Regions from separate parts of the Homo sapiens genome. Here region 2 is linked to region 1. Evidence: chromatin loops called from intact Hi-C (ENCODE). Cell type or tissue: Caco-2. All regions are shown on one strand.

The links. Hi-C counts contacts between places; a loop is a spot of excess contacts. Peaks named below come from ENCODE experiments on the same cell type or tissue, not always from the same donor. Only the 100,000 strongest peaks of a DNase experiment are listed, where the experiment ranks them.
Region 2: a loop joins it to region 1, with 20 times the contacts of the local background. A loop is called at or near these places in 3 of 110 quality-filtered maps.

Annotation. Positions count from the first base shown.
Region 1 is chr2:189,343,079-189,351,078 of GRCh38, reverse strand. It overlaps a transcript of COL5A2 not described here. Among named protein-coding and RNA genes, the nearest start is that of WDR75, 94 kb to the left of the region's middle. In Caco-2, no CTCF peak of the experiment used is centred here; a DNase peak (open chromatin) is centred at 3,398.
Region 2 is chr2:188,762,200-188,770,199 of GRCh38, reverse strand. All of the region lies in intron 1 of DIRC1 (disrupted in renal carcinoma 1), which reads left to right. Among named protein-coding and RNA genes, the nearest start is that of DIRC1, 24 kb to the left of the region's middle. In Caco-2, a CTCF peak has its summit at 4,437; a DNase peak (open chromatin) is centred at 4,509.

The sequences.
Region 1 (8,000 bases):
CCTATTGAGAAAATGTCATAGGCAGTGAGAAGCAAGAAATCCCATCCTGTGGCAGTGCAGGAGAGCCAGGACTCTTATTCTGATATTAGCCAGGGTTTTAATTTTGTGAGTTTTTCTGAGACATCACAGAAAGTCCTTTGTTTAAAATATTTCAAAGTCAGAAAAAAAATTCAACTTGTAGTTCAGAAGGTAGAGAAATTAGAAACATCTGGTAAATTTGGTTGCAGACATGGCTTGTGTTGACATGGAGATGTAATAACCAGGAGGTTGACTAGTCTGGTCTAATTCTGGTGAATAATATTTTCTCAGCAGTCTCCTGGCCACAAAGTATCAAAAGGCATTGGGAACATGCTGTAAAGTGCCTTGATGCCCAGAACAATTACACTCTGGAAACATTCTCTTGGCCCGGCTGAAAGTGACCCATGACCACAGCTCAGTTCATTCCACAAACATAATTAGTCACAAAGCCATGTGGAATAACACTCTGCAGGACTTTCCTGTGTTGACTTTCTTAGTGCATGTTATCATGACGGGCCTTCACACCTTGGAATGATATTGGCTTGGAATAGTAGGGATGAAAAATAGTGCAACACTTTGCTTTATGTAATTATATACATTTTATTTTTCGTGTGGTTATTGACTGTATTCTTTTTAGAGCTTTCTTATATATGAGTGGGGCCTGTCTAAAAGTCTATGTCTTAAAGTTTTAAATTTTTGACTATTTTAGTATTATGTAAACAACATGTCAATTAATAGTGTCTTAAGAAACAGATTGACCTTCATTTTGTTCCAGTACTTCTGTGTCTTTCTGATCGTTTCCTGATCACATGAGAGAAAATTAATTACTTCCCTTTCATGTAATACATATGTACGTCAAATATAATCCAGTTGATTTACTTGTCACTTTGTATTTTAATTTATTTATATGCCTGTTTCTAATTAGATGTCTACTCCTCAAAGTTAGGACTGTTTTATTTTATAAATATATTCTTGGTGACTGCTGGAGTACTGAGTACATGATAAGTGAAGAATAAATATTTATAATATGAATAAATTAGTCTGTTAATTACAGGAACACAAGGTGCTTTGATATGAGATCCAATCTAACCACTAACACTCATTTTTTTCTGCCATGGTTTAATTCTTGCATCTGGTTTTCTTAAAGCTTTTTTACTAATGCATATTGCTGAGTAATTTTCCAAAGGCAATTGTAAATTTCTAAGTGTTTACTTTGAAAGCATCAGTATGTAATTTTGTAACTAGTCAATATAGACCAATTTTGTGATGCTACTTTTAAAAACTTCTGAGGATTCTATTATCTGATGAGAAGAGTTAGTTTGTTCCAATAAAAAGTTAACGTGTTTGTTTTCTACTTTACCTGGACCTAAACAACATAAGCTAAACCTAAACCTAAACATAAACATAAACAACATAACCTAAAACATTTACAAGATATTGTATCTAATTAAAGAAGCTTCAAAAAATATTTTTCAACAGGAATCCATTGTCTGAATTACTTATAAACCATCACCATCAAATAGTGTTTATTGAACATCCATGTGTGTCTGCTACACCCCAGATTGCTATACCAATTAAGTCAGCTATGCTTTCCAGATTGAGTCAATACACAGTATCCTGTTTTTATGGTTCTTTTCAACTTGGATTTGGTATCCCTCTAATTTTATTTGTGTAGAATTCTATTTGCTTTAAAGTTAAACATGACTTTTAGTTATTGTTCCTTCCTTTGTCACTTTTAATTTTCAGCATACATTCAGTTTGTTTGTTGGAAAAAACCATTTTCTTAGCCATGTTTGCCCTGAGACTCCTCCCCTGCCCTTTATGTTTATGTAGGCCAGCCAAATTTCATGTCTGAACCTTTATCCTTTCTTTAGGTAGGTATACAGATGTATTAAGGAATCATCTGACAAGACACAATTATGTTATAATATAGCTTTTGTGTTTTGAGAGGGCTAGGGGATGTGATCCAAAATATGAGAAGTTTTTATTTATAATGGAGAATGTTGGGAGATTATGTTAGTAATTGGGTCCAGCTATGTTATACAGCTTTGAAAAAATTATTTAATTTTTCTGAGGCTTGGTTTTCTTGTCTTTAAAATGTTGTGAAGATTAGAAATAATGTTCTTAGAGCATCTTGCACAGCTAAAATACAGTAGGCACTAAAAATGATGGCTGGTAACAGAATCTACAGCTAAAGAAAAAGTAATAAATTGTCTTGTTTGTGAATTGATATCTGTGTGATGTGCATGCAGCTGCTCACATTTATGTTGTCCACAGCAGACCCTGCCAATTAGTCAGCACTCTTTTCCATGGAGTCTGGGTGCAGCTTATGAGTTACAGCAATTAACTCATAGGCAACTATTGCCAGTTAACCCAAGAAGGGAAATGAGTTGCATCCCATTTTTTCATCCCTCATATAGCCTCATCCTTTCATTTTACAGAAGAGAAAACTAAGGCTCAGAGAAGTTATGTAATTTCCTCAAGATGACACATTGAGGCATGGTCAGAACCTTGTACTAGAAGTCATAACTCTTACTTCAGTTCTCCATCAGCTGAAACATCTGTCTGTTTTGTTCATCTTATTTCATAACTAGAACGTGTACTAGCCAGAACTCTTAATTCAGTTCTCCATCAGCTGAAACATCTGTCTCTTTTGTTCATCTTCTTTCATAACTGGGGTAGAGATTCATATAATTTGCCATTTTTTTTCTAGAGCAAATAAATTAACTCATGATTTTCTTGAGGTAATATTTGTGGGTTCATATAAATGAGCCACACTGACCACTTTACACTGGTGATAATATGTTTTTTTAAATATCAAAAATATATTTTTGATTCAAACCTTATGTTCTCTTGCCTTTCAGAAAGGAAAAAGGAAGAAGCAGAGGGTCAGCAGATGTTGAAAGAGGTATAATCAAGGTAAACACTTAGCTAGGAAGTGGTTTCCTAAGCAAGGGTTGCTCTAAAAATTTCCCACATACCCTCCTTTGGTTGTTGGACTTTTATTTTTTTTTTCTGGTCTAAATATTATGCTGTAAATTTTGGGTTGGAATCTACTGAAGCTGGCAACAGTTAAATTAATCCTTCTTTTCACTGAAAACATGCTTATGCTTGCTAACAACTGCAAGATTAATTGGGACTTACTTAGCCAAAGGAAAAACAGGATGTGAAAAGACAATGTGAAGTTTCTGTCTCGTCACTTACTCCCTCTGTCCCTACTGTTTTTGTTTGTTTTAGTTACATTTTCAAACATTCTCTCATTTTCCCATGTTCTGTGTTCACCTTAGAAAATCTTCTAATAGCACAGATGACAAACAGGAGTTCCAGAAATGCTGACTCATCACAGCAGAAGGCCAGTGGTTTGGCAGGAATCTTAACTTGCAAATGTCAAGACTGGCCCTTTTAAAAATAAGTCCATGGCAGCAGATGTCACTATTGGTCTATCTTAACTCTGGGGCACTTGTTGACAAAGCAAATGCCATGAGCCTAGAAGCCCAGTAATCATAGATTTTAGACATTTCATGATGACTTGTGGCACCAATATAATGGTCAATTTCTCATACCTGAAACCTAATTTAATTATATAGAACTTTTAATATTATGATTATTGTATTTTAACATTAGTGTCATTTTTCCTTTTTTAACATAAATCTTTTCCATGAAGTCCATATTTTTTTCTTACCTCCCTCTTTCTGCTTTCTGTTCCTAATCATGGGACAACTTTCTCTTTTCTGCTTATATGTGCTTATTTGTTCATGTAAGCGTCCCCATAATTCTCATGTTTTGCAAGATACTTTCTTCAATGTTAATTTTTGTGCTATTAACTACAATGCAATTAACCTTTACTTTTCTTAAAAAGCAAAGTTGTGCAAGTAATTTGCCTGCTGTCTCTCAGCAACGTGTCCTCCTTTTTTGACACTAGTTTGTAATGCTAGGGCTGTGACTTTGCAGATTTCATACCTCTGATTCCCTTGGCAGCTTTTTGAAAGTATTGGAGTGAGACTTGAAGTTATTGAGGAATGGGGATTGGAAGAGGAGACAAGACTTCCTTCCTGTTTTAAAATTTGTTTTATTCTTGCTGGCTTCAACTCTAAAATGGCAGTTCTCCTAAGCGTTAGTTGGTGGCCTCCATTGTGGAAGTGGCTCCAGCCTCCAGTTCCTGTTGGCACTTCCAGAAATGCCTGAACATTTCCCTCAGAGAGCCAGCAGCAGCCAACCCAAGCCTCTTCCTTAGAGCACCAGGTCTGGTGGCTCCTCCTCCTGTTATCCCCATCTTTTCCCATTTATTTCCCTAACCTCAGGCATTGTAGCTACTTCCTGAGTTACCTTTATGTGACTTTACTTATTCAACCTTCTGACACCTGTGAAACCAGTTTCTTCCATTAAATCCTCTCTGTTGGAAACAATTTGGTTTCTGTTTTCTAAACTTGTCTAATATATCTGTACATAGTCATATATATTTTAAATTATATGTAATGTTAAAAATAGTAAAAGCAAATAAATTAATTCCATTGTGTTTCTGATTTATATTTTAAAAATGCTTTTTTGATTTGGGCTTTTAGCATGTCATATATATGTGACGATTTTGATGGCTTGATATGGAGTATATCTTATGAAATGTATACATAGCTCCAAATGTCACCAAAGCAAAAATTGGTATGAACATTGATAGTAATTTTTCCTTGCAAAAGGATCTTATCCTGGAGTTCCAGTTAGGTTTTACAATTACTGAAATGACTTGCTGTCTATTTTCTATCCTTGTTTAGCTCATACTCCATTAAACAGAAAGCAAACTAAGAGCTGGAGAGATGAAGAGACTTGGTCAACATCATACATGTGAGTGGTTGGAAACCTGAGGTGGACCCCAATCCAATTTTCTTTACTTTGCCTCAAGCGGCCTATAGTTGCTCATGATTTTAGATGTATCCATTGCAAGCATTTGCTAGCATTTGGCAAGAAATGAGCATAAATGAAATAACTAATCCAGGATTTTTTAAACTAATCATCATTATATTAATGTACTATGCTGATGAACTTAAGTTGGAAAAGAGTGTTGGAGAACTTGTTACCTTTCTATTAAAGTCAATTACTTCTTTATAATTAATATTTATTCATACATCCACACTCAGTCAACTAACACTTACTAGTATGGAGTAATGTAATGTAATATAATGACTTAGGTCAATGTATTAATGTCATTTTGACTGTCTTAGATCTGTCACTATTCTCTCCTTCTATTCATGGGAGTGCTTGCATAAATTGGGCTACATTAACTATCTTATTTTCTCAAGTCTTCCCTATTTAACCTCTACAATCTGGTTCTTGCCCCTTCTCTATTTGAACAACCAGTGGGTTCACCAGTAACCTCCATATTGCCAAATCCAATAAATATTTTTATGATTTTGACTTGACCCACTTCTATGGCAATTAATACTGTTTGATCAGTCCTTCCTTCCTGAAAATTCTCCCTTTTTTTCCTGAGATACTTATCTAATAAGTTATCCTCCTTTTCCTCCTACTGCTATTTCTCATATCCCTTAGGTAGAATCTTAAATATCAGTGGTCTTCAGAGCTCTGCTCCTGGTCTTGTGACCTTCTTGCTATATTTTCTCCCCCACATGATCCTATTTTAGCCCACCTTCAGGCCTTCTGCTACTATTTATGTTCTGAAGACTCCTAAATCCATATCTTCAGCCTAGACCACTTCCATGAACTCCAGATCTTTATGTCCAGCTGCCTGCTGGAAAGCTGCTGCATCCACATATATCTTGCTTGACTTATACCAAGGTGAAACTGGCCCAATTGTTCCATAGAACTGATGTTGGAAATTAACCCTCTCAGTCTTAAAACTTGAGGAGCTACATTTGTCTTATCTTATACATCTAAAATTGTAAGACCAATAATCAGGCCTCTCAAATAATATAGGGGAACTGAATCATAGCCTCTCACCTGTCGTGATTGACTAACTGACCTCCTGCTACCTGTTGACCAACTCCTCTTTCTTACCCCTCCCTAATTCCTTTTGCAGCACATGCATAAAGCCTTTTTCCAGGCAATACTCCTCTTAGAAAATTGGCTTTTTGTGTGATGAGTAGCGGGACCTAGTCTGAACCTCTGGTGTTTCAGTAACACATTTTGGTTCCTTGACCAGGCATACATTGCTTGTGGCTTGGCTGCTACAGGCCAAAAGGGTTTCAGAAGCCCTCCTAAGCAGCTACCTGCCCATTTTTGGCTGGAGGTGAGTCTTGGTCTCTCTTTCTTTGGTCCCACTAATGCCAGCCCCAACTACATTCCTGATTGCCTAGGAAGAGTAGCCTTTGATATTTGACATCTGCGTCTGGATAGGTTAGTGTCTTTTGTGGGTACCAGACAGGGGGATGTGCTCTTCTCAATTTGGGGAATTCCAAAAGAATTTCCATTTGCAGGATGAACAAGCCCAACCGATGGAGAGAGGAAGCATCCTGACTGTTTCAGTTTAGATATTCTTGGGACTTGCTTGTTGCTGCAGCAGGTGGATTGTGCTTTGGTGATTGTTTGTTTATGTGTGTGTGTCAGTATACTTCCCAATATTCTTTGGTGTCTGGAGCGGTTTGGCATCTCCATAAGCCTCATTGCTATTGAACAGGAAAGTGGGATGGAGTTCTGTGTATCCAGGCTTTTATGCTGCTATTCTAAGCAGGTTCAGGTCTGTAAGTACATGAGGTTCTTCTGTGATGCTGTTTGACCCGAGAGTTTTTTGAAGTCTGGGAAGGTTTGGCCTTTAAAACTCAAACTGCCATGGAAACTGTTTCGTCCAACATTCTGGTTCATATCCTTCATTGGATTACCTCTTGGGGCAAAGTTTAGCCATGTAAACATGTTCATAAAACAATGAGTTTTTATTGCTATCTCATGGCTGGAGTTCTGAGATAAAAGCTATTGGATCTTTGTTTATGTGTGTGTATACACATTTCAATGTGTTTATGTGTATGTACATTTATTATGTTATATGTTGTGTCTACTAAATTGGCTTATAAATAGTGGTCGTAAATTAAGTAAATAAGTCCAAGCAATTTTCAAGTTCACATGATTTAAGTAATTCTTTAATAAACAAGCTGGCTTTAAAATTATTAAGATAGAAATAGAAATGTCTTTGGAGTTGTCAGCATACATTTTTGTCTACGTTTTATATTTGTCTCTTCTATATATTTTGAGGTGTCAGGGTTTGGCACAGAAGGTTATAAAACTATAAACCCAGCCAAAACACAAGTAACCTTTGTGTGACTTTTTGGACAAATTTAATGTTGTTAGTTTAATAAAGACAGTTGAATCTTCTGAGTTATTAGCAAAAATACCCATGGATTTAAGGTTCTTACTTAGATGAACACCTGATATTCTCAGGTTATGAAATGGTTAACGAGGAGCTAACCACTAGCTTTGTCTAATGTCTCAGTTTTCAGAAGTAATCCAGATAAACTTTAAAAAATTAAAGAATTGAGTACATGTAAATAGGATAAATGCTTGTAGGTGAACTTTTTGTGTAATTTAAAATCTTAATTATTTTGATGATGAGTCATCCAAATTATTTTGGATGTCTGGTCATTTTCATTTAAAAAAGGTTTTGATATAGACAAAAGTATTTTTAAAAACTGTAGAATGTTCTCAAATATAAAATACTAATATCTGATAGTTCAGGATTTCTTACTTCCTAGTGATTTTCACTAAAATTTAAGGTTACTAAGAATAAGAACTGTAGTTAACATATAATTCTGTATATAAAATGTGCCAGAGAATTTCTGTCCTTATGAAAAAAGAATAATTTTGTCTAATTCAGAATTTATCTAAAGGTTGATTCAAATTATGGACTATGGTAAATTTTTGTCCTAAAATAAAATGACTGTTTTTTTTAACACGAGAGAATTTAAGACCAAGCAGAAAATTCAAGCATGTCATACATTGTCTGTGTAAGTCATATGTAGTTTTTCTCCTGTTTCTGTGTATGT
Region 2 (8,000 bases), 580 kb after region 1:
AAAGTATAGTAATTATGTACTTCTGTATAAATGTGATGCCATTAGCAGTGAGAGTGTTGCCTGGTCACTGTCTAAGTTAATATCAAGAACTGAGAAATGAGTTAAATTCAGCATGGGTGAGAACATGAATTGTTTTGTCAGTCTGATTTTCCGACACATCTCCCATGTTTTCCTTTATCTTTGTTTTCCTCCTTTCATTTTTTTTTTAACTAGGATTTAGGCTAGATTGTAGCATTTTGGTGGATATTGTGCAGCATATCAAATGCATCTGAATAATTAGCAAGTCTAGGAAATTGCTTTTAAGTAAGGGACTATTTATAAGTGAGGGTGGGGAAATGAATACTACTTATAAATAATATGATCCTCTATTTAAAGTGTCAGGAAACTTATTTTGAACGCAGACCAATGGAACAAAACAGAGACCTCAGAAATAACACCACACATCTACAACCATCTGATCTTTGACAAACATGATAAAAACAAGCAATGGTTTATTTAATAAATGGTGCTGCGAAAACTGGCTAGCCATATGTAGAAAGCTGAAACTGGATCTCTTCCTTACACCTTGTACTAAAATTAATTCAAGATGGATTAAAGACTTAAATGTTAGACCTAAAACCATAAAAACCCTAGAAGAAAACCTAGGCAATACCATTCAGGACATAGGCGTGGGCAAGGACTTCATGTCTACAACACCAAAAGCAATGCAAACAAAAGCCAAAATTGACAAATGGGATCTAATTAAACTAAAGAGCTTCTGCACAGCAAAAGAAACTACCATCAACAAACTAACACAGGAACAGAAAACCAAACATCACATGTTTTCATGTATTAGGGGGAGCTGAACATACATGGACACAGGAAGGGGAACAACAGACACTGGTGCCTTTCTGGGGAGGGGCTGGGGAAGGCAGAATATCAGGATAAATAGCTAATGCATGCTGGGCTTAATACCTAGGTGATGGGTTGATAAGTGCAGCAAACCACCATGGCACATGTTTACCTATGTAACAAACCTGCACATGTAATCCAGAACTAAAATAAAATAAAGGGCCCTAGACCTTGTAAAAAAAAAAAAAAAAAGAAAGAAAGAAAGAAAGAAACTACCATCAGAGTGAACAGGCAACCTACAGAATGGGAGAAAATTTTTGCAATCCACTTATCAGACAAAGGGTTAATATCCAGAATCTACAAAGAACTCAAACAAATTTACAAGAAAAAAACAAACAACCCCATCAAAAAGTGGGCGAAGGATATGAACAGACACTTCCCAAAAGAAGACATTTATGCAGCCAACAGACACATGAAAAAATGCTCATTATCACTGGCCATCAGAGAAATGCAAATCAAAACCACAATGAGATACCATCTCACACCAGTTAGAACGGTGATCATTAAAAAGTCAGGAAACAGGTGCTGGAGAGGATGTGGAGAAGTAGGAACAGTTTTACACTGTTGGTGGGACTGTAAACTAGTTCAACTATTGTGGAAGTCAGTGTGGCGATTCCTCAAGGATCTAGAACTAGAAATACCATTTGACCCAGCCATCCCATTACTGGGTATATACCCAGAGGATTATAAATCATGCTGCTATAAAGGCACATGCACATGTATGTTTATTGCAGCACTATTCACAATAGCAAAGACTTGGAACCAACCCAAATGTCCATCAATGACAGACTGGATTAAGAAAATGTGGCACATATACACCATGGAATACTATGCAGCTGTAAGAAATGATGAGTTCATGTCTTTTGTAGGGACATGGATGAAGCTGGAAACCATCATTCTGAGCAAACTATCACAAGGACAAAAAATCAAACACTGCATGCTCTCACTCACAGGTGGGAATTGAAGAATGAGAACACTTGGACACGGGAAGGGGAACATCACACACCGGGGCCTGTCATGGGGTGGGGAAGGGGGAGGGATAGCATTAGGAGATATATCTAATGTAAACGACGAGTTAATGGGTGCAGCACAGCAACATGGCACATGTATACATATGTAAGAAACCCTCACATTGTGCACATGTACCCTAGAACTTAAGGTATAATTTAAAAAAAATTTAAAAAAAGAAAAAGATCTCTCTTTGTTGTATAATTATGAGAAGTGATTTTCCCGTTCTTAAAAACGGGAGACCAAACCAGCAGTCTTGCAGAGCTGTGAAGAGATGTATGCTCCAGTGGGTAGATTTAACTTCATATCAAATTGTGTCATCTATGTGTTTGTGTCTACTTATGTGTTTTAATCTGGAAAGGCCTTTCTTGAGAATTAAATCCACATTTTGCTGTTTTAACTCATTTTAAAATATTGTTAAACAACATTGAATATGCTCATATCAAGGATATTTTTCACATAAGGTATGGTGACTATTTTCCACAATTGTTTTATATTTTAAATTTCACAAATTACCATCATGAACTTTCTATCATAACTTTGGCATTCAGCATTTTTTTGTTTGCCAAAATGCAGAATTTACATGGGGGAAAAGTAAGTGAGAGGTGGCCACCACACCAACTCTGATTCTCAGAGCACATAGGTCGTACAAGGCTGCCAAAAAATTCTGTTTACGCAGTGTTTTCTCTCAACTGTTTAAAAAATTTCACAAAAGTGGAAGGTGAGATTTAATGTAAAATTAATTATGCCAATGGAAATTTTACCACATTGACAATAAAACAGCACATGAAATACCAAGGACATTGTAAGTTATTTTCTACAGACTTTAGTGCACACTAGGAAAAATCTCATGGACACATATGTAAACTATCTATATAGAGTTCTTTTCTCTCTCTTCTTCAGTTCACAGTTCAAAGTCTTCCTCTGCCAAATTCTGTAAAGTAGTAGAGAACAGCTTGTCTTCATTGTGTGGATGGATAATGGAACACGTGTTAAAAGCCATTTTTATTCTTGGATAATTAATTTAACAATAACTTGTTTATGTATGTTTCTTTTAAAACCACATTAACATTCTGGGTATATTTGTCTCAGAAAGTTGATGGGAATATGAAGAAGAGAGGTATTCTGTAAATATATGGAATTGACATATTCAAACAGGTAAAAGTAATTCTTCTCATCTAAGCCAACTGATGAGTAAGAGAGAAAAGGGCTGAAAGAATTTAAAGGGTGTGAAAAAAAAAACATGGACAACAAATGTTTGACATTATGCAAATGTTCACTGAGTAAAGCAGCAACATGCAGGAAAAATTCTGGTTCTAATAAAATGATATTTAGACAAAAGGAATTATCATTGGATGGAAAATGTATTGTTTGAATTACTTAAACTTAACAAATAAGAAATGTCAAATGTTTTAGTGGCTATTAATAAATGTAAAAAGGTTATATAGAGAGACTTAATGAATTACGCAAGTCAAACCAAAAATTTTCTTAGATTCACCATATCATTAAATTTTGATTCAAAGTGCTGAAAATCTGATTACGTATTTAATTCTGGCTAGATGTTTATAAAATGCACAATATGTGTTCTTGTTAAGAAAGTGGCACCATTGAATGACATAAGCCAGAGCTTCTCAATCTGCTTGTGCAATAACCCGGAATGTCCAAAATTATTTTCAACAGCATCATAGAAATCTCAAGCCCCACTATCCCTTAAAGATTTCAGAACAAAGTAGATCTTAATTCATTTAATCTTTTTTGAAATCACAAATACTCTAAAGAAAGGATATTTAGGATGAATGAGTATCATGAAACAAAAATAACCTCCAAAAAATTAAGAATCACTTTTTTAGGCAATAAATACAACCACTGAATGAGAGACTTTACTCATTGGTAAAAATTCTCCCAGAGATTTGGTTCATGGTTAGCCAGCACCTCAGAAAGCAAATTTTCTTATTTCTAATGAGATAGGAATGTGGCTTATTTTTCTTTTATCCTTCCAAGACCACTAATTATATGCATTATCTATTTCTTCTAATTGAAATCAGATTTTAGCATTTGACAATTCCATGGAAAACAATGGGAACAAATGCAAAATGGGACAATTTCTATTTTGGTTTAGTAACATAGGGATACAAATTACATCAACTTCAAAACATTTAATATTCAGTTCTGAGTAAGGCAACTTGGAAAGTAAGGCACATTTACATTTCAGTTCAACTATTTAACTAATATTTAATGAATCTACTGTGAAAAAAGTACAATGCTGAGCAGAGAGGAGATTGCAAGGAAAACAAAACAACCCCTACTGGGTAGTTTTCCAAATAAATTGAGACATTGAACATAATCACAAAACTATGATAGGATGATAAAACAATATGACAGACTCAAATAAAATCCATTGGTATTCACCGGAAAATAACTAGCTCATCTTTGAGGCCGAATAATATTTTGGCATACAGAAATACAGAAGGCAAGGCATTCAGATAGAGAGAATGGAGTCAAGTATTCACATGTCATGAGTAATTTATAGAGTAGTTAATTGTTCAGTGTGTTTGGTACACAGCCAGCACTAATGTTAGATTGTGGCCCCCTTGTGGGGAACTTTGAAGGCTAAGATGAGAAGCGTGGACCTCATTCATCAGGAAAGCCAATGGAGATACTAACAGGCTAGTGACACAACAACATACACATGCTTTAGAAGAATTAATTTTTCAGCAATATTCAATAGCTGAAGTTGGTAAAAGATGTAGGCATGAAGGTGACTTCATAATTTTAGGCCACTACATAATACTAAAGAGAGTAAAAAGAGACTGAAATATGGGGCTGACAGCAAGAATGGAAAAGAAGGAAGACACAGGAAGGAAGGAAAGGACTTTTTTTGAATGATATTTCAATACACTTCTAAAATTTAACACTGACAATATATTTCAATATTAATTTACTTAAGTTGGAAATCTATCAGTAAATCCTAATAATTAAATTAGTGAAAATACTTAGAAGTGAGAGTTTTTTATGTGTAATGTTACAGCATTAGTATGGATCTATTCATGTTTTAACTATTCATTTTTGATAAATGTTAGCAATGTGTTTTAGGTTTATAATTCCTAATTTAAAAATTCAATATCCAGTTTAATTAGAATGTGAATGAATGAGTTAAAGTTTAACTAAGAAAGTAGGAATAAACATAATTTTATCAGTAATCAATGTACAATATAATCAATCAATATGTAATTATTGAAGACTTACTAAATACAAGCTATTGTACTTTTACATAATACCTCTGTAAGAAATAATTTTTTTAAACAAGAAGAGACCAAATATTTACATAACAATATAATTTAAACAATAATAAATGCAACACTTCATGTTATGTCATTGAAAGGAAAAGTTAAAAACTCAATTATGCAACAACCCCGAGAAATAAGTGACGTCGGGCAAGTTAATGTTCTATAAAACTTTGTTTCCCCTCCTTTTTAAAATGTAAACCTTTCTTGGTAGAACTATTCCCCCCAAATATAGAATGTTGTGCCTTTTTCTCAAATCATTTTACTGTGCTGCATAGAAAAAGCTAGAGATTCAGTTGTGAATGTGGAGCATTGGACTAAATAATGACCCTTGCTGCCTTGTGATAATGTTATTTTCTCTTATAGTTTTCATTACTTTATTTCTCATTTGCTTTGTCATACTTTTCTGCTTGTGGACTTTCCCTGAATTTCTATCATTATAAGATGTTATTGACCAAATAGGGTCTGTCTTTCCAATCTTTTGCATTGGATATAATTGGTATTCTATTTTTTCTTCGTTGCATTTGTTATTGCTGAATACTAAGGAATTGCTTGCTTAACCACCAGAGACCTTCTTCTCAGCAAGTTTTCTCCTTTTGAACTTGGGAATCATATTATGCAAAATAAGTAAATCCACTATAGACCCCACTAAGGATATTTGTAAGAACTAGAAGATAAGTTTCTTGGAAATGCTAAAGATCCTAATGACCTTCCTCTCTGCAAAAGTTAGACTTATATTCCATGTACTTCACTTATTTAATAAATTGAGGGGAATACATTTTTACTTCTTCTCTTTATTATTATTACTATTTACTTTATTTTTTAAGCTAAAATGTTTTAACCAGTCATTCTCGGAAATTAGATAATGACAGTACTGGGCTTGGAAGCGGGGTCATTGACATTCAATCTCATTCTCTTCAGTGGGAGCCAATGTTCCTTTTTGAGTTTCTGCTTTCTCAGTTAAGTAAGGAGCAATTCATTTTTAATTACCCCTCTGTGATTGACTTCTAGCAATTATAATCAAGTTCTGGAACCCAACCCTTGACTAATGCAAAATTTTTAAATGAACTTAGATGAATTAATGGTGAGTCTGAGACCATGAGTTTTGCTTTGAGCAAAGCTACTTAATGTACTATGGAGATGAAAACATTGACCTTATTCTTATTAGTACTCCATGAGAACTTGCTCATTTAGTCTGAATAATAGGTTTCAGAATGATGTAAAGATTAGTAGAATATCAAGGATTAATGTGTTCTTGACATAATTTTAACTGACTTTTTAAGAAAACTAATAATGGTTAAAGCAAAGAGAGGAATAAGTAACAGAAATAAAATGTAGTTTCTAGAACATGAGTTACAAAGTGGAAGTTAACCAAATATTAATTTTTTTATTAGCTTAGTCATTTTGAGAACCATTTCTCAAACATTTTTGGAGCAAAAGTTAAATATTGAAAAATGAATTAGATAATTTGTATTTTATATATCTTTAGAACATATTTACTTTTTATATAAATTCTTATGAGATTCTCCCCCGTTTTAGATTTCAATCTGAATTTACACGGCTGATTATCATTGTACCATATGTGTTTACCAAATATTAGTGCCACTTTTTTTCCTTCTCCCAGCAACCATGGTGATATTTTCATGCATTTATCATTGCACACAAACAAAATTCCTTAGCATGATCTTCAAGAATCTATACGAACCTAGCACCTGCCTACTTTTCTCAATCTTATGTTAGATTCTTCACATACTCACTATGCTCCTGAAGACTAAGGAAACTAATGAGATAAAAGGACTTTCAGAGTCACAAGGCATGGAGGTAAAATGATCTTGAAGCTCACTGAAAACTGAATGATTTGGGGTTGGGGGGCACCTCTTATGTGACAACAGATCTCTCAGTGGTATCAGCCAAACCTTGGGGCACCATTGGTGGTAATATCTTTCATGAAACAAGAAGAGTGTAATTATTCTGTTATACACTTGGTCATTTTTGATGGTCATAATAATCATAATCAACCTAGTACACTGTGAACAGAATTTCTTGTTGATTATAATAATCATAATCATTTGAATTGATTGACTTTAATACTCACAGGAGTTCTTTGGGGTGGGTACTCATCATTTTTTACAGATAAGGACACTGAGGCTCTGAGAGGTTAGTGATCTTCTCAAGTTCACACAGTTTATACATGGTAGGACTGGGTTACAACCCAGATCTGGGTGACCCAGAGTGCGTGTTCTTACCCACCGTACAGTACTGCCTCACTCCTATAGCCTCCTATGGAAAGAATTACCAGAGCACACTCAGAAAATGTTATTCCTAAACATATAATATTAAAATGTATCTTTTAGAGACTATTGAATATTTCACATCCAACCTTTTTTAGAAAATTTCAATCTATTTTGTGAACTAAAGTGTGAACTTTAGAAGTAATGCAATTTTGTGTTTGTTTGTACCTCCATTTTTTTAACATTTATAACAGAGTATGATCCTAGATTCCTTTAGGAATGAAATAGAATTGTTTTTTGCAAAAATAGTTACCTATATTTTATTACTATTCTGTACTTCAAATGCACTTCCAGTTACCATTAAACATCATAATTCCCACATTTAACATCTGGATAAATACATATAGGTTCTACGCCAAAGAGCTTTAACACATGGAAAAATCCACTTGGCATTCACTAACAATTTCCATTTCTTTAAAATTGGGCTTTGCTTCTCTAGTAAGCAGAGATGAAAGACTGTAATTAGCTAATTTTTTCTATTCAATGTTATATTTGCTATTTTGTTTCTATATTAATTTTCCCTCAA